Regions from separate parts of the Homo sapiens genome. Here region 1 is linked to region 2. A link is a loop called in an ENCODE intact Hi-C map of the cell type or tissue named here. Cell type or tissue: PC-9. All regions are shown on one strand. Each heading gives the region's core, and the rest is flanking DNA. Links, peaks and the distances in the headings are about the cores only. Region 1 overlaps DGKG (diacylglycerol kinase gamma). Region 2 overlaps IGF2BP2 (insulin like growth factor 2 mRNA binding protein 2).

What was found. Hi-C counts contacts between places; a loop is a spot of excess contacts. Peaks named below come from ENCODE experiments on the same cell type or tissue, not always from the same donor. Only the 100,000 strongest peaks of a DNase experiment are listed, where the experiment ranks them.
Region 1: a loop joins it to region 2, with 12 times the contacts of the local background. A loop is called at or near these places in 6 of 110 quality-filtered maps.

Annotation. Positions count from the first base shown.
Region 1 is chr3:186,271,126-186,281,882 of GRCh38, reverse strand. DGKG (diacylglycerol kinase gamma) reads left to right here. Exons shown (of 25, transcript NM_001346.3): 8 at 1,139-1,213; 9 at 1,910-2,032; 10 at 6,219-6,336; 11 at 9,540-9,628. Among named protein-coding and RNA genes, the nearest start is that of DGKG, 86 kb to the left of the region's middle. In PC-9, for the core only: CTCF peaks have their summits at 3,974 and 4,181; a DNase peak (open chromatin) is centred at 4,172; H3K27me3 peaks cover 4,168 bases.
Region 2 is chr3:185,672,631-185,683,387 of GRCh38, reverse strand. IGF2BP2 (insulin like growth factor 2 mRNA binding protein 2) reads left to right here. Exons shown (of 16, transcript NM_006548.6): 8 at 7,475-7,597; 9 at 7,957-8,092; 10 at 10,719-10,757. Among named protein-coding and RNA genes, the nearest start is that of IGF2BP2-AS1, 35 kb to the left of the region's middle. In PC-9, for the core only: CTCF peaks have their summits at 5,779 and 5,984; a DNase peak (open chromatin) is centred at 6,077; H3K27ac peaks cover 2,131 bases.

The sequences.
Region 1 (10,757 bases), core at 809-8,808, 600 kb before region 2:
AGGAAGACCTCAGGGGAACTTTTTCTTTTTTAAATCTGCCAACTCTGCTTCTATTTTCATAGCCCAAGACTGAGTCCAATTCTTGGTTCCTGAAATACGTTTTCTCTTTAAATCTTGGACCCAACCAGAGATTCACAAGCTCTTTTCTTTTGGAACTTCTGCCAAAACCTTTCCCCACCTTTGTGCCCACTTTCTTACCCTCATCTACTGGCCTATCCTGTAGTTTTGCAATGGATTGTTTTTTAACTTAAATAAAATACAATTTTTTAAAATCCCTGCTGGGTTTTAGCTTGCTATTTGGACCCGGCATTCTATCTGGCAGAGGTAACACTTTTGAACCTTGCTTCAGTCTACCAACATGTCCTCCCAAAGCAATCTTACTGTGAACATCTTAACTGGTGCCTAAATGGTGCTAACTTTGACACCAAATGCCTCTTCAGTCTGGTGTGTTTCAGCGGGGCTCTCAGAACACTGACTCATTGGCAGCCAACAATTCTGTGAGGTTTTAGATGGAGCCTGGCCTCAGTACCAAAAGGCTCAGTCATCAAGTAAACATATTCCTCATGAGTTTCCTGTTCACGGACTCCTGGGGGCTGGGCTAAGGGCTGGACCATGGTAAAAAGGAAACAGAGGAGATAACAAAAGGAATCAAAATCATGGTACCTGAGCTGAGACACACACAGTAACCCTCCATGCAAGAGAAACTGGCCTCGAGCTGAGAGATGGATCCCAAGTTGCTACAGCTGTGGGGATGAGTGATAAGAAGTGACAGGAGAAATCTGCCTTGATTTGTAAGTATTTGTGGAAGCTATAATCACAAAGAGGGATAAAAATAGGAGTGCTTTCTATGCTTTCCAAGTTAAAGCACAGAATAAGGGAAGGAAGGTGGGTCCAGGAGGAAGTCAGTGTTTATGAGCTTTTTGCATACCTCCAGCTTATGCATGCTCTGTGCTTCTCGTGAGCTTTGTGGTCGAGACAGAAATAAACTGAGCTCCTCACAAAATGGCAGTTACTGCACCAGCTTCTTCTCTTGCCCTGCCCTGTCCCTCTTCCCACTGGGCTTAATTTTGAGTTCGGCTCTTAATGACACATCTCTGGTTGTCTCCTTTTGATATTTTCTCCCTTTGCTATTTTCTAGGAGATGGATTGCATTGTCAACCAAATGCTGCATATTGCCCAGTACCTGGAGTGGGATCCCACAGAGCTGAGGCCTGTGAGTTTCTATAAGGATGGGGTGGCTTTGGAGTGAGCTTCTAAGACGGGAGGGGGACACACTCAAGACATGAATGAGTGTTAACCCTGCAGGTGCTCCCAGACTCATCTTCTTATAGGCAGCTTCTTTGGAGTCCTGCACTTTACCTCCTACCTCTCTGATAGGAAAAATGTAGGCAGCAGGAAAACGTGCAGACATAACTGAAATAACCATGCTAATCTTTTCACCAGAACTAAAATGTTATAGCAGAAATTCATCAGTCAAAGAATTTAGAGAGAACTGTAGAGATTTCTATTAGAAAGAATTGTAGAGATCTTCCTCAATCACCAGATAATATGAATTATAAGAATAATTACATTTGGGGGCTCCTATGTGTCAGGTATTTTGTTATTCACTTTACATTCATTTTCTCTAATCCCTGCTACAGTGCCACAAACACAACAATATTATTTCCATTTTTACAGATAAGCAAACCAGAGCCCACAGAGTCAGGGTGACTGGCCCAAGGCCCAAGGGCAGAGCCAGACCTGGAAGCCTGGCCTCCTCACTCCCAGTCTGCTCTATTCACACTTAACAGGAGGGGAAAGGGGTAAAACACAAACCAGATAATGCAAGATGAACAAGACAGCAGAGGCAGAAGGCAGGTAGACATGTCGATGATGAAAATGGACAATGATTGCTCTTTGGATTCCACAGATATTGAAGGAGATGCTGCAAGGGATGGACTACGACCGGGACGGCTTTGTGTCTCTACAGGAATGGGTCCATGGAGGGATGACCACCATCCCATTGCTGGTCCTCCTGGGGATGGATGACTCTGTAAGTCAACAAGCTGGAGTTCAGAGATCTCTTGCCATTCAGGAACATTGGGCTTCATGTTAATATCAACATATCACTTTGGCTTCTGCTCCAGACTGCCCAACAGACGTGCCATGACCAGCCCCAAAGTCCTCTCTATTTACATTATTTTGTATCCATTAGTGCCTGAAGTATATTCATTTGACAGACATTTACTACATTATTACTACTTTAAAAATACTGTTCTGCATGCTGTGAGGGAATACAGACACATTATCTGCCTGCAAGAACCTTATACTCAACCAGGCAAAGGGCCACAAACTTCAAAGAAGAATTCTGTCTTTTCAACAAATTAGGTTTAAAAATGCTAAGAGAATTGGGGAAGGAAGGGTGAGAGGAAAGAACGAAGGGAGAGAGGAAAAAATACGGATCTGTTGTGGGGGTGGCTTCCATTAGTGGTATCTTATTTAATAATCAAAACAACCAGATAAGGTAAATATTTTTATCCCAATTTATACAGATGGAAAACTGAGGTTCTGACCCTAAGGAGCAAAAGGAGGAGTGAGGATTTGTCTCTGACACCAAAGATGTTGCACTTTGTAATATCCCACACATGAGAGTTAGGCCAGTGGGAAGAAACCTTGGAAGGTGTTGACTTGTCCCTGAAGAATGCATGAGATTTTGATGTCCCATTCTTGAGAATAAAGAGCAGGTGGCCTTAAAGACCTAGAGAGAGTTTATGGCTTGGAGAACAGCTTGATTAAAAACACAAATGAAAGAAAGTTCTGGGTGTGTTAGGCAAATCTCCCATTTGATCAGAGTAGGGCATATGTGTACAGGCTTAATGTGAAACTGATTGTTATATATACCTTCATCTGACCCAGTTACTGTATTCTCCACCTATTTACCAAGTGAACTCACTTCCATGCATGAGGTAGGGAAGACTAAAACTAGTAGGAGCACAAATGGTGACATTAAGCGTTTACTAGTCACACCAGTTGTGTGACAACACTACTTTGAGATTACAGATCTCAAAGATTACACCTCTTTGAGACTATTCCATAGAGAGGAACAGGGCAGCAAGTGCAGCTGGGTGAGCCTCTAGCTGACCAAGTTGCCTATAATATCTTCATTTCATAGCTCTGCAATTCAGGACTAAAGCTGAGCCCCCATTTCTGAAGCTCAAGAACTATGAATCTTGCAATCATTTCATAGCATGTCCAGTGCTTTCCAAGCTCTAAGGAGAAATCAAGGAACCAGGATCTACATGACCCCCTTCTTATTCCTTAGAACCCTAGAAAGTCAAGCTGGAAAAGATCTTTGTGGTCCCTGGTTGATCCCCTTTCTTTTACAAACTGAGACCCAGAGAAATGAAGGAACTTGCCCAAGGACATCCACCGAACTAGCACCAGAGATCATCCCCCTTACTCGCTCACATCACGCCTCTCACCCAATGATCCCTTGCCAAGAAGCTTTATGTACAAGAACCCATGTGATCCAGGAACTGGAAGGGCTCAGATAAGTTAGATATGCTTTCTGCTGACTTTACTCACTTAAGATTATACTCAAGACAAAATGGAAGTTCTGTTCCAAAACACCATTTTTTTTTTCTCATTTAGGGAATAAAGATGGGACATTTTAGTTACAGGGAATCAATTTCCATTTTCTGTTCTACTTTGGACTTGCTGAGGTTCAAAATACCACCAACTCTTTGCATGGAAAAGACCCGCTGTCTTGTGGCAGGAGGAAGGAGAGCCCATCTACTTCCTCAGCATTCTCCCAAATGTCTCCCCTAAATGCCAGATCAGCCTTGTAGAAAACTCTCATTTATATCAGGAAAGTGGCCAATGCAAGTTTAGTTTTATTAATCAAGAGTTTTATGCACTTATTTTTAAATATGTACTTTAAAAGTTTTTAACACTTACTATTTGGGGTTTTGGAGAAAGCCCCCATCAATGTCTTAAAAGTCCATTGCTTCTTGGGCTTTTTCAAAACCCACATACAACCACTGAAAAGTCTGGGGAATCACTGAATGAGATATTTGCAAAACAGACTCTCTCCCAGGAAAATCGTAGCAGCAGCATAAAACCTGGTGAGCACGAGGAAGGCTACGCCCACGTTCTGCAGCCACCATCATGTGGAAAGGAAAGAGCCACATGATGGTGCTATAACCCAAGCAGAAACGTTACTTTATCCCAAGTCACGGTCCATGCACTTCTTATATCCATAAAAATAGTAGCTGAGAAAGGGGGATGAGCTAACTGACTTAGCTACTAGAGGTGTTTTCAGATACACTGACAATCCTTTGGGCTCCACGAAGAAGTCTGCTGAAGAGTGCTATCATTTTCCTTCTACCCATACAGGAAAACCCTGGCTTGTGAGGTAGAGGAGCAGGATGGAAAGAGCATGGGCTCTGGCCAGCAAAAGACCCAAGTCTGACTACTCATTCAGTCCCTCATTATCTATGTGGGCTTGGGCTAGTTACCGAACTTCTCCAAATCTCTGTTTCTCATTTCTAGAATGGGAACAAATCTACCTCCTTCCACGTCAACAAACACTTTTTAGTTTATTTTGTGTCTTCCGGCATCTGGAATGGAATAAGAATTTAATGAAAGTTTGAATTTACAATATGTCAGGCATTGAACTAGAAGCTTTACTTACATGATGTCATTTAATTCTTACAAAAAGCCCTTGAGGTAGATGTTGGTCAAACGAATAAATGAATGAATCAATCTTTTGATGAATCATTATCAGTTTGTGAATGCATTTACTAAAGTGGAGACCGTTAGATAAGAGGGTTTTAATTCTATAAAACTCATGTCCTGGAAGAAGCAGGGTTTGAGGTAATGAGAAGAAAATAGCTTCTCTGGCCCAGAGGAGAAAGCCAGCATTTGGAAAAGAATGTGAGCTCCTCTGGAGATCATAAAAGAAGCCTGGGCACAGGCTGAGGTCTGGTTGCAGTGACCAGCCCAAATGCATACGCACCCCAGAAGTAAGAATTACATTTGAGTCCCGCATATTGGACACTACATCCATGACCATCGATCCTCATCACCTTACCGTAGCTTTTACTGATCATGAAACCAGCCCAAGAGTGTTACTCTTGTAATGGAGCCTATGAGAAAAGTTCAGGGATAGCACATGCAGGAGGGACATTCCTCAAGCTGTGCTGTGTTCCCCTGGGATGGGATGTGGGAGATGTGGGTGTCACTGTGTGAGGCTTGGTGTACCTAGTAGATGCAGATGATTTCACTTCTGAACAAAGTCAGGAGGTGATGGTCTAACCCTTTCTCTGTCTGTCTTTTCACTATTTTTTCTGCGTACCGAAAGTTGATAGGAGAAATACATTGTTTTTACTAAACTCTTTCATCTTGATTATCACACTAGTACATGCACACTGTAAAACATTTGGAACACACAGCAGAAAGTAGAAATCAGAGAATACAATAAATCCATATTGCTGCCAGCTATAGCCAACCTCTGTTAACAGGTTAATGAAATTACTTCCCATCAAAGATCTATTATATAAAACTGAAATCATAACATATCATCGAAATGGCATTCTGTTTTTTCGCTTAACATTGTATCATGAGCACATTCCCATGCCATTAGATAGTCTTATAAATATCTTTTTGATTGCCACCTAACATTACATCAGACGGATGTACTATCATTAGCCTTTTGGTAATTATGAGACCTTTAGGATATTTCCAGCTTTTCATTATTTTAAATAATGCTGGGTTAAGCATCTGGCAGGGCACAAAAAGGCTCATCTGCCTTTTAAAAATTATTTATTTAGGATAAAGTCGAAAAGGAGATATTGGTAAGTCAAAGGTTGTAAACATTTAAAGGAGATAGATAGATAGATGATAGATAATAGATAGATAGATAGATAGATAGATAGATAGATAGATAGATAGATAGATCAGATTGTTGTTCAGTTTATGCTTCTGCCAGCCATGCGGGAGAGGATTTATTTTATCCCACACACACATGCTTCCATTCAGATGTTTCTTGCTTTTAATATTTGCTAATTTTTAAAACACACACACAAAAATTTTGTTTTTATTTGTATTTAAAACAGTAAAAAATATCAATAACTCATCTTCTAAATGAGATGAAAAGGAAGAACATGCAAGAGGCAGCCCCTGGCTTCCTCCATCTCAGGGCAGCCAGCTTGGGGTCTCACCTCCTATTACCCCTGCAGGGCTCCAAGGGGGATGGGCGGCACGCCTGGACCATGAAGCACTTCAAGAAACCAACCTACTGCAACTTCTGCCATATCATGCTCATGGGCGTCCGCAAGCAAGGCCTGTGCTGCACTTGTGAGTAAATTTCCTTCAAACCTCTTCCCCCAGGCACTATCTTGCTCTGCGCATGGTTGGTTGATCCATTGCAGAGAAAATGTTGGTATTTCTGCTTCCCAGCTTGAGGGACCACCCATATTGTCCCAACAGAAGGAATAAAGCGAGGCCTTCATGTCCTGTTTTTACCCTACCCAAGTCCAATGGACAGGTCTTGGACTATTTATTATTGGAGGCTTTTTATGAGCCACTGACCCCCTAGAAGAAATTATTAAAGTCCACAAATAATTTAAAATTTCTCATACTACTTTTAGTTGGGTTTTCTAGTCAATATTTATTCTGGGTATGTTCAGAGGAAACTTATTTTTTAAAAATTAATAAGCATTTGGGGCCAAGTACGGTGGCTCACACCTGAAATCCCAGCACTTTGGGAGGCAGAAGCAGGTGGATTGCTTGAGGCCTGTAGTTTAAGACCGGCCCTGCCAACATGGAGAAACCTTGTCCCTACTAAAAATACTAAGGTGCTGGAAAGGATGTGGAGAAATAGGAACACTTTTACACTGTTGGTGGGACTGTAAACTAGTTCAACCATTGTGGAAGACAGTGTGGCGATTCCTCAAGGATCTAGAACTAGAAATACCATTTGACCCAGCCATCCCATTACTGGGCATATACCCAAAGGATTATAAATCATGCTGCTATAAAGACACATGCACACGTATGTTTATTGTGGCACTATTCACAACAGCAAAGACTTAGAACCAACCCAAATGTCCATCAATGATAGATTGGATTAAGAAAATGTGGCACATATATACCATAGAATACTATGCAGCCATAAAAAAGGATGAGTTCACGTCCTTTGTAGGGACATGGATGAAGCTGGAAACCATCATTCTGAGCAAACTATCGCAAGATCATAAAACCAAACACCGCATGTTCTCACTCATAGGTGGGAATTGGACAATGAGAACACTTGGACACAGAGTGGGGAACATCACACACTGGGGCCTGTCGTGGGGTGGGGGGAGGGGGGAGGGATAGCATTAGGAGATATACCTAATGTAAATGATGAGTTAATGGGTGTAGCACACCAACATGGCATATGTATACACATGTAACAAACCTGCACATTGTGCACATGTACCCTAGAACTTAATGTATAATAAAAAATAAAAATAAAAAAATAAAAAATAAAAATACTAAAAAAAAATTAGCTGGGCATGGTGGCATGCGCCTGTAATCCCAGCTACTCAGGAGGCTGAGGTGGGAGGATCACTCGAGCCCAGGAGGCAGAGGTTGCGGTGAGCTGAGATTGCACCACTGCACTCCAGCTTGGATGACGGAGTGAAACCCTGTCTCAAAAACAAAAAACAAACAAACAAAAAAAGCATTTTACATTCTGTAAAGGCAATAGGAATTAAAACTCTACAGTTGTTTCACTTTTTAATTCCTTTAGTAAAGTCAGAGTGGAAAGGTGGAAAAAACTACAAGTGGTAGAGGAAAAAGCAGAGAGGAAGACTGGAAAGGGAGACAGCAAAAAGAGATGGGGGAAAAGAGTGATAAGGAGTAGGAAAGAAGGGGACACAGGGAGCAGGAGGAGAAGGCAGAGGGGCTGCAGCAAGAAGGCATGGCAGGCACCAGAATATGTGGGTGCACAGAGCCCTGCCGCCCGCCCCGTGATGTGGACAGCAACACTCAGCCTGAACCCACCAGACACCGGGGAGCTGCTGCTGCAGGGAGGCCCGCTGGCTGTGCTCCAGGCTGAAGTGCTTTATCCAACATGCACGTGTGAATTAGGCAGCAAGTGACCTCAGCCACAGAAGTCGCCTTGGCAGAGCTGGGCCCGCTGTCCACAAAGACCAAGCATCAACGGGCTAAAGAAGGGGTCCGCCAGGCCTGGCGCGGTGATTCACGCCGTAATCCCAGCACTTTGGGAGGCCAAGACGGGTGGATCACGAGGTCAGGAGACCAAGATCATCTTGGCCAACATGGTGAAACCCCGTCCCTACTAAAAATACAAAAATTAGCTGGGCATGGTGGCGCATGCTTGTAATCCCAGCTACTCGGGAGGCTGAGGCAGGAAAATCACTTGAACCAGGGAGTCGGAGGTTGCGGTGAGCCGAGATTGCATCACTGCACTCCAGCCTGGTGAAAGGGTGAGATTCTATCTCAAAAAAAAAAAAAAAAAAAAAAAAAAGGGGTACAACAGTCTCCCCAGCGCCAGTTCAAACCCAGCTCTTACCCACATTTTATAGATCAATCTCATTCCCATTAAGTTCTAGGCCCGTGGGCCTCTGCTGTTCACATAATGGTAGTAAAAACAACAGCAATAATGTGTGGAATAGCTACTCTGACCCAGACACGTGATGCTTTACACAAACTATCTCATGTACTACTGCAACAATCCCTGCAAAGAGAAAGAGAAAGAGAGGCCGTTTTCTTCCCTTTTTACAGAAAACCCTGAATTTCAGAGAGGTAAAACAATTTACCCAAGGTCATGTGGATTGTCACGGGGGCCTGCCTAGCCTTCAAAAGCCCTGACCTTGGCCAGGTGCGGTGGCTTACACCAGCACTTAGGGAGGCTGAGGCGGGTGGGTCACCTGAGGTCAGGAGTTCGAGACCAGCCTGGCTAACATGGTGAAACCCCATTTCTACTAAAAATACAAAAAATTAGCCGGGCGTGGTGGTGCACGCCTGTAACGCCTGTAATCCCAGCAACTCGGGAGGCTGAGGCAGGAGAATCGCTTGAACCCGGGAGGCGGAGGTTGCAGTGAGCCGAGATCACACCATTGCACTCCAGCTTGGGCAACAAGAGCGAAACACCATCTCAAAACAAAAAAAAGCCCTGGCCTTTCTATTCATTTTCCAATGTCCCGGGCATGCAATACAGTGGCACTGGCATAGCCAGGAGGATGATGCCGCACACTCCCCTTCAGGAAAAAGCGCCTTTCTGGGGATGTGCTCCTGCTGTGTTCATTGCCTGCAGAGGAAGGCAGTGAAGCAGGTGGAGGTGCAGCCGCAGCAGATAAGCAGGGTCTCTGTCCTCCAAGAACAATTAGAGACTGTTTTGAATTTCCGTTAGGCAAGACCAGCCCCATGTGTCCCCTGCCCCTCGCCAGCCACCCAAAGGGAGGTACAGACCTTGGCTAGGGTGGGAGGGCAGCTGGGCCTTTCCTACGTGGCTATTCACAAGCACCTGCCTTGACTTTTTTTCTTTTCAGACTGTAAATACACTGTCCACGAACGCTGTGTGTCCAGAAACATTCCTGGTTGTGTCAAAACGTACTCAAAAGCCAAAAGGAGTGGTGAGGTTGGTGACATCTACTGCCTTGTTCTACTGCATGCCTCATCCAGGAAACATGTCCATCAACATGGATTCCTGGGCAGGAAGGGGCACTGGGAGCTTCATCCAGTCCCTTCTCTGCCTTGAGGACCACCTGTAAACCATCCCGTTCATCCATCCATCCATTCAGCACCTTCCTGGTACCCACTATGTGCCAGGCACCATGCTAGGGGGTACACAGGTTGTAAGAGACGCTCCCCAGCCTGCTCAAGAACTATGCTGTCTAGAAGGAGAGACGGGCATGTAAGCAAAGAACAGAATAGTGAGATGTGTGCTACAGTAACACAGCTGTGTGGAAGGTACAGTGGAAGCACGGGGCAAGTTGCACAAAGGAGCTGGCATTGCAGTTGTGTCTTGAACACAAATTGGGAGGACTTCATGAGGCATCGAGGAGGACCAGACTCTCCAGGCAGAGGAAGCCTCATGTGTAAAGGCATGAGACACGGCTTATTCCGGGATTCATACTTAGTTTGGCATAGCTGGGGCAGAGGATGCTTAAAGGGAAGTGGCAGGAGATGCACTCAGAAAGTGGTGAGATCTGGCCTGAAGCAGGTCTTATGAGGCCAGCTGAGTGAGAAAGGTGTTTTCTGTGCAGCCGGGGGCCACTGAAGAGCTTCAAGCACATAAAGATGTGATCGAATTTGTGAATTAGGTTAATAGCTCTGAGTGTGATGTGGGAGAGAAATCAGGGGAGGGAAACTCTTCCAATACTTGAGGTAAAAGGCAGTACTGCGCTGAGGGCCCGACTGGGGTGGGATCCACACTCACTGCTCTAGGATGGTCCTGTGCTGAGGGTCCCCCAGGCCATGCTGGTTATTGGGTATTTTGACTGTCACACTGGCTAAAGGAGAGAAAATGAAGGGAGAGCTTGAGAGGTAATTTGGAAGTACCACCACTAGGACCAGGACATGGTGATGGGGATGCGGAGGATGAGAGAAGGGAAAAGGTAGGGAATGGCTCCCAGGTTTCTAACTCGGTCATTGGGTGACGCCATTCTCCAAGTCTGGAAATAGACTTACCTTAAAATTAGCAGGGGAAGGGCACTTAGCCTTCCTGAAAAGGGAAGATTACATGGAGGAGTGTGAGTCAGGAGACA
Region 2 (10,757 bases), core at 1,049-9,048:
TTTCAGTAGTCTTAAGTATATTCACATTGCTGTGAAACAGATCTCCAGAACCTTTTCATCTTGTAAATCTGGAACTCTGTACCTATTAAACAACTCTCTTTTCCCTCTCCCGTCAGCCTCTGGTAATCACCACTTCTTTCTATGAATTTGACTACTCTACATACCTCATATAGGTAGAATCATATACTATTATTCTTTTGTGACTGGCTTATTTTACTTTGCATAGTGTCCTCAAGGTTCATGTTATAGCATGTAACAGGCTTTCCTTCCTTTTTATGGCCAAATAACATTCCAGTGTATGTATATAGCACATTTTGTTTATCTGTTCATCTGGTGATGGACATTTTGAGGTCTTCTGCTTCTTGGCTATTGTGAATAATGCTGCTATGAACATGGGTTTTCAAATAGCTCTTCAAGACCCTCTTTTCAATTCTTGTGGATATGTGCCAAGAAGTGAGATTGCTGGGTCATATGGTAGTTCTACTCTTAATTTTTGGGGGAGCCTTCATACTTTTTCCCATAGCAGTTGCTCCATTTTCCAACCCCACCAACAGTGCACAGGGGTTTCAGTTTCTCCACATTCTCTCCAACACATGTTATTTTCTGTTATTTCGATAACAGCTATCTTAATAGGTATGAGGTGACAGCTCATTGTGGTCTTGATTTGTATTTCTCTGATGATTAGCGATTGGTGATATTGAGCATCTTTTTATATATTTATTGGCCATTTGTATATCATCTTTAGAGAAATGTCTATTCAAATCCTTTGTTCATTCTCTAATTGAGATATTTGATTCTTTCGTTATGGGAGTTGCAGGAGTCCTTTATGTATTCTTGATCATTAACTATATATTAGTCCAGTTGGTGCTACTGTAACAGAATACTAAAGACCGGATAATTTATAAGGAACAAAAGTTTATTTGGCTCACAGTTCTGGGAAGTCCAAGAGCGTGATGTCAGCATCTGGTGAGGGTTATCCTATGGTGGAAGGCCTGAGGCAGAAGCAAGTGCAAGAGACAGAGAGAAGAAATAGGTCCAAACTATCCCTCAACCCACTAATTCACTCTGTGATAACTGCATTAATCCATTCATGATTAATTAATTAATTAATGCAGGTGATTAACTCATCACCTCCTAAAAGTCCTATCTTTCAACACTGTTCCAGTGGCAGTTAAATTTCAACATGAGTTTTGAGGGGAATTTGAAACCATAGCAAACCCCTTATCAAATAAATAATTGGTGAATATTTCTCCCATCCCATGGGTTGACCTTTCACTCTGTTGATTATATCCTTTGATGCACAAAAGTTTTTAAGTTGATGTACTCCCACTGGTCTAATTTTGCTTTTGTTGCCTATGCTTTTGGTATCATGGTGAAACCAAGAAGTCTTTGCCATGTCCAATATCATAAAGCTTTCTCCTGTGTTTTAGGAGTTTGATAGTTTTAGGTCTGTTTAGGTCCTTAACCTATTTTGAGTTAATCTTTGTATATGGTGTAAAATAATGGTTCAACTTCATTCTTCTATGTGTGTGTCCAGTTTCCCCAGCACCATCTGCTGAATAGACTGCTCTTTCCCCATCTAGTGGTCTCAGCACCTTATCAAAAATCATCGGAGACTATACGCAGGATTTATTTCTGGGCTCTATTCTATTTCATTGGTCTATTTATCTGTTTTTATGCCAGTACTACACTGTTTTGATTATGTAGCTTTGTAATATATTTTGAAAGCAGGAAGTCTGAGCCCTTCAACTTCCTTATTTTTTGAAATCATTTTGGCTATTCAAGGTCCCTTGAGATTCCATATGAATTTTTCTATTTCTTCAAACAATGCCCACTGTGATTTTGATAGAGCTCATATTGAATCTGTAGATCACTTTCGGTAGTATAAACATCTTCACAATATTAAGTATTCCAATCCATGAACACAGGATGTCTTTCCATTTATTTGTGCCTTTAAATTTCTTTCAGGAACCTTTTGTGGTTTTCAGTGTACAAGTCTTTTACCTCCTTGGTTAGGTTTATTCTTAAGTATTCTATACTTTTTGATGCTATTGTAAGTGGCAGTGTTTTCTTAACTTCTTTTTCAGATTGTTTATTGTTGTGTATAGAAATGTAAATGATTTTTGCATGTTGATTGATTTTTGTATCCTGCAATTTTGCTGAATTTATTCTAACCTTTTTTGTAAAATCTTTAAGGCTTTCTACATATAAAATCGTGTCATCTGTGAATAGAGATCATTTTATGTCTTTCTTTCCAATTCGAATGCCTTTTATTTCTTTTTTGTACCTAATTGCTCTGGCTAGGACTTCCAGTACTATGTTGAATAGAAATGGGCAGGAGTGGGCATCCTTGCCTTGTTCCTGGTCTTAGAGGAAAAGCCTTGCATTCAGTCTTTCATCGTTGAGTGTGATGTTAGCTGTGGGCTTTTCATAAATGGTCTTATGTTGAAGTAATTTCCTTTTATTCCTAATTTTGTTGGGTGTTTTTTATCATGAAAGGGTGTTAAGTTTGTCAAATGCTTTTTCTAATGACATGATCATGTAGTTCCCCCCCCTTCTTTCTGTTAATGTGATTTATTGTATTGATTGATTTTTTAAAAAATGTTTATAGTAATGGGGTCTCACTACGTTTCCCAGCCTGGTCTTGAACCCCTGGCCTCAAGCAATCCTCTTTCCTCAGCCTCCCAAAGTGATGGGATTACAGGCATAAGCCACTGCGCCCAGCTCCCCATTAATTGTATGCTGAACAAACCTTCCATTCCAGGAACAAATCCCACTTGGTCGTGGCTTATAATCCTTTTCATATGCTGAATTTGATTTGCTAGTATTTTGTTGAGGATTTTTGCATCAATATTCATCGGAGATAATGGTCTGAAGTTTTCTTTTTTTGTGGTGTCTTTGTCTGGCTTTGGAATCAGGGTAAAGCTGGCCTCATGGAATGAGCTTGGAAATGTTCCCTCCTCTTCATTTTTTTGGAAGAGTTTCAGGAGGATTGGCGATAATTCTTCTTTAAATGTTTGGTAGCATTCTCCGATGAAGCCATCTGGTCCTGGGCTTTTCTGTGTTGGGAGGTTTTTGATTACTGATTCAATCTCTCTCATTATTGGTCTGATCAGACTTTCCATTTCTTCATGATTCAATCTTGGTAGGTTGTGTGTTTCCTCTAGAAATTGGTCCATTTCTTCTAGGTTATTAAATTTGTAGGCATACAATTCTTCATAATATTCTCTTATAATCCTTTTTATCTCTGTCGTATTGGTAGTAATGTTCCCTCTTTCATTTCTGATTGTAGTTATTGAATGTTCTTTTTTTTTCTTAATCTAGCTAAGGATTTGTCAGTTTGGTTGATCTTTTCAAAGAACCAACTCTTAGTTTTGTTGGTTGTATTTGTTTATCTCTGCTCTGATTTTTATTATTGCCGTTTTTATGCTGGTTTTGGGTTTAGTTCTTTTCAAGTTGAAATAAAAGGATGGGGCCGGGTGAAGTGGCTCATGCCTATAAATCCCAACACTTTGGGAGGCCGAGGTGGGTGGATCACAAGGTCAGGAGTTGAAGACCAGCCTGGCCAACATGGTGAAACCTCATCTCTACTAAAAATACAAAATTAGCCGGGTGTGGTGGCACACACCTGTAATCCCAGCTACTCAGGAGGCTGAGGCAGGAGAATCACTTTAGCCTGGGAGGTGGAGGTTACAGTGAGCTGAGATCATGCCATTGCACTCCAGCCTGGGCAAAAAGAGTGAAACTCCATCTCAAAAAAAGAAAGAAAACGAAAAAACGTTAAAATAAAACATAAAATAAAAGAATGATAGACAGCAACACAAAGCCATATGAAAATATATAGTTATCTGGTAAGGGTAAATATTAACAAATATAGTAACCTGTACTGTAGTAATTTTGGTACATAGAATTTAAATGACAAAAACTTTTTTTAACTATAAATCTATGTTAATGGGTATAAAAACATATAAAGATGTTAATTTGTGATATTTGGGGATGGGGTAAAAAAGTAGAGTTTTTTATGCAATTGAAGTGAAGTTGTTATCAGTTCAAAATAGGATGCTATGACTTTAAGATGTTTTATGTAATTGCAATAGTATCCACCAAGAAAAAATCTATGAGAACGCACAAAAGAAAATCAAAGCACATCACTATAATAAAAATCAACAACACATAAAGGAAGACAGGAAGAAAGGAAAGAAGGGACAAAAAAGCTACTAGACATACAGAAAACAATGAAAATGACAAAAGTAAGTCCTTCCCTATCAGTAATTACTTTTAAGTGCAAATGAATTAAACTCCCCATTCTTGGCTAAATGGATTAAAAACAGGATCTAACTGTATGTGGCCTACAAGAGACTCCTTTTAGATATAAGGACACATATAGGCTGAAAGTAAAAAGATGGAAAAAGATACTCCATGCAAATGGTAACCACAAGAGAGGAGGAGTAGCTATACTATTATCAGATGAATAGACTAAAAACAAAACTGTTACGAGAGACAAAGAGGGACGTTATACAATGTTAAAGGAACAATTCACCAAGGAGATACAACAATTATAAATATGTACACACCAAACCTCAGAGTTCTAAACATGTGAAGTCAACTTTGAAAGAGCTGAAGGGAGAAATAATTAGCAACATGATAACAGTAGGAAACTTAAGTGCCCTACTTTCAATAATGGATAAAACTACTAGACAGAAGAACAATAAGGAAATAGAATTGGAACAACACTATAGACCAACAGACATACAAGAACATTCCACCCAACAATGGCAGAATATACGTTCTTCTCAAATGCATGTGGAACTCTCCAGGAGAGAGAACATACAAAACAAATCTTAAAAAATTCAAGAAGATTGAAATTATACTACAAAGTATCTTTTCTGATCACAATGGAATGAAACCAGAAATCAGCAGCACAAGGAAAATTAAGAGAATTCAGCATTTTTTGTAGAGCTTGTCAAGTGGTAATAAAGTCCCTCAGTTTTTATTTATCTGGGAATCTTAATTTCTCCTTTGTTTTTGAAGGACAGTTTTACCACACATGGTGTCCTTGGTTGGCAGTTTCTTTCAGCACTTCAAATATATCATCCCACTCCCTTCTGGCCTGCAAAGTTTCTGCTAAGAAATCTGCAGATAGTGTTACGGAAGCTCCTTTGTATGTCACAATTGCTTTTCTCTTGCCACTTTGAAGATACTCTATCTTTGACTTTAGACAGTTTGATTATAATGTGTGTCAGTGTGGTTTTCTGTGGATTTGTCCCAGTTGGAGTTCTTTAAATTTTTTGATTTGTATGTACATTTTGTTCCTCATATTTGGGAACCTTTCAGCCATTACTTCTTCAAATAAAGCTCTATGCCCCTTTGTTCCCTCTTCTCTTTCTGGGATTCCCATTATGCTTATATTGATCTACTTGGCATGTCTCATAGGTCCCTAGGCTCTCTTCACTGTATTTATTTATTTTAATCCTCTAACTTGAAGATTTCAAATGATCTACATTCAAATTTGCTGGTCCTTTCCTCTGTCTGGTCAAATCTGCTGTTGAACTCCTTTAACAAATTTTTCTGTTCAATTGTATTTTTCAGCTCCAGAATTTGTTAGGTTCTTTCTTATAGTTTCTGTCTCTTTGTTGATATTCTCATTTTGTTCATGCATAATTTTTCTGACTTTATTTAGTTGTCTGTCTGTGTTCTTGTTTAGTTCATTGAGCATCTTTACAATTATTTTTAATTACTGGTCAGGGAGCATGTAGATCTGTGTTCTTTAGAGTCAGTATTTGGAGTTTTATTTTGGTCCCTTGATTGGGTCATGCTTCTCTGTTTCTTTGTATGCCTAGTAAGTTTTTTTGTTGGGATTTGGGCATTTGAAAAAACAACCACCTCTCACAGTCTCTGTGTACTGGCTTTGGGCAGTGGAAGACCTGAAATCAGCCTAGCTAGAGGTTCTAGGACCTCTCAAACCTTTTCTAATCTCTTGATCCCTCTGGTGTCTGACTGTAGAACTGCAGTTCTTAAATGCTGCTTGCCTCTGTTTTCAGCAGCTTCTGAACTCTAATGCTGATCCTTCAGTGCTCTGAGTCAGTGACACAAAAACCAGTTTTTCTGGCACCTTCCAGACAAGCCAAAATGTTGTATGCATAATCCAGTCTTTGTTTCTGTCCCAAAGGAGGAGCCCAGCCTTTAGGGTTTCCTCCCCTTTGCTCTTCAGTATGCCATGTAGCGGGTGGGGCCTTGAAAACACTGAATGTTCTTACCTTTTTTACTGGATATATATACATCTCTCTCTCTCTCTCTCTCTCTCTCTCTCTCTCTCTCTATATATATATATATATATATATATCTCCATATATATATATATCTCTCTCCATATATATAATCTCTCCATATATATATATCTCCATATATATGTATCTCCATATGTATATATATCTCCATATATATATGTCTCTCTCTCCAGTAAATATATATCTCATATATATATCTCCAGTAAATATATATACATCTCCATATATATATATCCAGTAAATATATATATATATCTCCAGTAAGTGTATATCTCCATATATATATATCTCCAGTAAATATATATATATTTCCAGTAAATATATATCTCCATATATATATATATCTCCAGTAAATATATATATATATACATCTCCATATATATATATCTCCAGTAAATATATATATATATATATAGTTGTTGTTTTTAGACAGGGTCTTGCTCTGTAGCCCAGGCTGGAGTGCAGAAGTGTGTGATCATGGTTCACTGTAGCTTTGGCCTCCCTGGCTCAAGCAGTCCCACCTCAGCCTCCCAAGTAGCTAGGACTACAGGTATGCACCACTATGCCTGGCTAATTTTGTGTTTTTAGTAAGGACAGTGTTTCAGTATGTTGCCGAGGCTGGTCTTGAACTCTCGGGCTTAGGCGATTGCCCACCTTGGCCTCCCAAAGTGCTGAAATTACAGGCGTGAACCACGGCGCCCGGCCTGGAATTCCTCTTTAGTTTACAGCGGACTTCATATTATAGCTTCTCAGCTGATCTTTAGAGTTCTCACAGAGGTGTTCTGGTCTATCTCTTGTTAATTTGAGGTGTGTGTGAGGGGGAAAGAGACCTGTGGCTTCCTAGTCTGCCATCTTGCTAACGTCACTCTCCCTTGTACCTTTTTTTAAGAGCAAGGAGAACATTCTTCACCCAATAGAGTTCTTGTAATACCCTCATTGGCCAGATCAGCCTCATGGATCCACTTCCAACCAGCTACTACGAGGGAGTAGAATTACCATGGTTTGGCTTATGTTAATCAAAATTCATGAACTGGGGTCGGTGAGGGACCTGACCTCTCCCAAATCCCATCATCACTTGGTACCTGAACAAAATGACTTCCATTTATAAGAAAAAAGCAAGGTAATGGTTTTTGGGAGACAACCGTTATACGTATCTGAAGTGTTAACTTGCTGCTTGTCTCTTTTAGAGCCGAAGAGATTCCTCTGAAAATCTTGGCACACAATGGCTTGGTTGGAAGACTGATTGGAAAAGAAGGCAGAAATTTGAAGAAAATTGAACATGAAACAGGGACCAAGATAACAATCTCATCGTAAGCCACTTACTCAGATTACTCATGCCCAATAATGGAACACCTGAGCATTTCGATACGTCTAGTTCATTCATCTACTTTTCCCTAAAATGGGAATATAATCATAAGTGATGCAATTATCTCCATCATCTTTTAAAAAAATACATAAATACTTACCAGGTAGACATTTTTCACTATGGATGTGATCTAAATCACTGGTAAGATTTGAAATAAGATGGCAGGGATTCTCCACCACAGTGTGTTGGGAGGGAATTGAGTCTTCTCTCTCTCCGCCAAAACTTGTTTGTGATTTTTTTATTTTTTGGGCATTTTATTTTTCCCGTTGAAAACAAAATTTCTCTTTTCTTCTCATGGGTCAGTTTGCAGGATTTGAGCATATACAACCCGGAAAGAACCATCACTGTGAAGGGCACAGTTGAGGCCTGTGCCAGTGCTGAGATAGAGATTATGAAGAAGCTGCGTGAGGCCTTTGAAAATGATATGCTGGCTGTTAACGTAAGTCCCTAATGCTTTCTTCTCCGCTGGTTTTCACTAGGCTAAAAATACTTGCCATTCAGCTAATGAGGAAGTGCCTTAGGATAGGTATGCAGAGTTTTTCCTGACTTCCTAGGATAAAAGCATTAAAATAATCAGGAAACCAACTAGTAAATTATGATAAGTGCGCTGGACAACATCACGTGAAGACATTAAAATTATAACTTTGAAGACTGAAATAAGGAAAAGCTTATGATATAGTGTTTATTAAGAAAAGCAAGAATAAAAAAAAAAAAAAAAAAAAAAAGAAAAGCAAGAATAACTGGGTGTGGTGGCATGCATCTATAGTCCCAGCTACTCAAGAGGCTGAGGCAGGAGGAGCACTTGAGCCCAGGAGGTTGAGACTACAGTGAGCTGGCATTACACCACTGCACTCCAGCCTGGGCAACAGAGTGAGACCCCATCTCTAAATAAGAAAAGCAAGATATAAAAGTATATAAGTAAATTTACAATTATGTAAAACAGCATGGATCAGAATGACTGGAAGGCTACATACAAAAATGAAAATAGCTGGCACATTAGAAAAGTGGGATTTTTTCCATGTATGTAGCCTTCTGAACCTTACATAATATTGTCCTGTTACTTTTTAAATTTTAAAAATGCATGCTTTAAAGTTAACTTCTGATTTTCCTCCCTTGCTTGCTGATCTGCACTTTTAGATTGCCTGATAAATGTTGTCAACCAGTTGAGCCTTTACTGTATATTTGTAGCAGACTCATTAGGTTTGTCCTTCCTGTGATTGCTACCTAATTTTTACTCTTAATGGGGAGACACTGATCCGGCATTCAAAAAACAAACAAACAAACAAAAACCTTTAAAATAATTGGCCATCAGCAAAAGTCCAGCTCAGCTCAGAGGAGTAAATTTTTTTCACTTTTTAATTAGATTTTTTTGGATGTATACAAAAGTGAATGGATGCTCCAATAAGTCCTCATATACCCATAATCCACCTTTTGCAGTTATCAACTCACCACCTGTTTTGTTTCCTCTAAACCCTCATCCACATCCACTTTCCATACCTGTTGGATGACCTTGAAGCAAATCTCAGACCTGATAATATTTCTTAGAGAAATAAATGTCGACAAAGCACTCTTTAGATTAAACCCAGGTCCCTCACTGCAGCACTTTCTGTTGTACCCTCTATACTCCAGGCAGTAATCTGTCCCCATCTCACCCCGACCCCCACCTTAGCAGCCCACGTCACATGACAATTATGAGGTGTGATGAGAAGAGCTAGAGCAGGAGACTGCAGTGGTGTCTTCTCCCCATGTTTGGATATATTTGTGGAAGTATCATCTGACAATCTCATTTTCTTCCTGTGGGTTCTTGACATCTTGTGGTAAACATCTCTTTCTGTGAACACCTGGAAAAGCTACAGAAGGGCCTGAGTGATTCATACATCTTCACCTGAGCTTACCACTTAGGTTCATTCATGTCTGTGCCAAAGTCACGCACTGGTAGGTGAATAACAAAATTACTACATCTTATAGACAAAATGAGGTAAAGATGAAGGATACGAGCACTGCTATTCCAAAAGTTCTAAAAAAAAGAAAAAGGCAAGTTACAGTGTGAATGTAGACAAAGATTAGAAAATGTTAGGAAATTGCTTCATGTTCAGGGAGACAAAGATGGAAGCAGGTTGGACACAGCCTGGAATGGGTGACCACGTTCCTCTGCCTCTGAAGAGCTGTGTGGCTAAACCCACCCCCAGTCTGTGTGACCATCCCCATGTAGAAATGTAAGATAAGCAAGCAAGCAAGATGATCACAAAGCCGACAACTAAATAGTAAAGAGACAAAGTTGTAAACCATCCCGAACCTGGCTAATGGAGTTTACGTATGTGGGAATTTACATCATGTGAAGAATCTGATCTCTCCATGGATAGAGTTGGAAAACACTGTTAATCCAATTTGTTTTAAACAGTCATTCAACAAATATTTATTGAGTACTTACTATATACCAGGCACTGAGAACACGACACTAAGTAAGACATTCTCTGTTTGCAAGGAAATTCTAGTCTGAAAGGGGAAGAGGTAACTAAACAGGCTATTCACATACCATGTAATGAGTGCTGTCTTAGGGAAACAGGAATGCTGGAGAGCACAGACAGGGCATTTGAGCTGATCTTTGGGATGAAAGAAAGCTTCCTGCATGAGGGGTAATCTATGCTCAGGTGAAACCCACAGGTCAGTAGGACTTAGCCAGGTGAGAAGGGAGAAAAGCACTTCCTTGCCTAGGAAATAAATAGCATGTGAAGGGGCTCAGAGGTATTTAGGAAACAGGACTGGCCAGGTTGGAGATGAAGGGTTAGCAGGAGTGAGGCTGGCAAGGTGGCTGCCATCCCCAGGAAGAGCCTCATTTTCCATGACAAGATATGTAGACATGCCCAAGTGTGGCAGAGAAGCCTTGAAGGAACACCATGGTCAGGTTAAGATGTGGCACCCACCTCTGATACAGGGTAGGAAGAGCCTGGGCAGAGCTGATTAGGAGACGCTGGTGCCATTAAGACAAGAGAGGGAGGTTGACCCAGGCGTGCGGGCCTCTCTGGTCTCCTCCCTTCATCTTTTTTCTCCATTTCTATTCCCAGCAACAAGCCAATCTGATCCCAGGGTTGAACCTCAGCGCA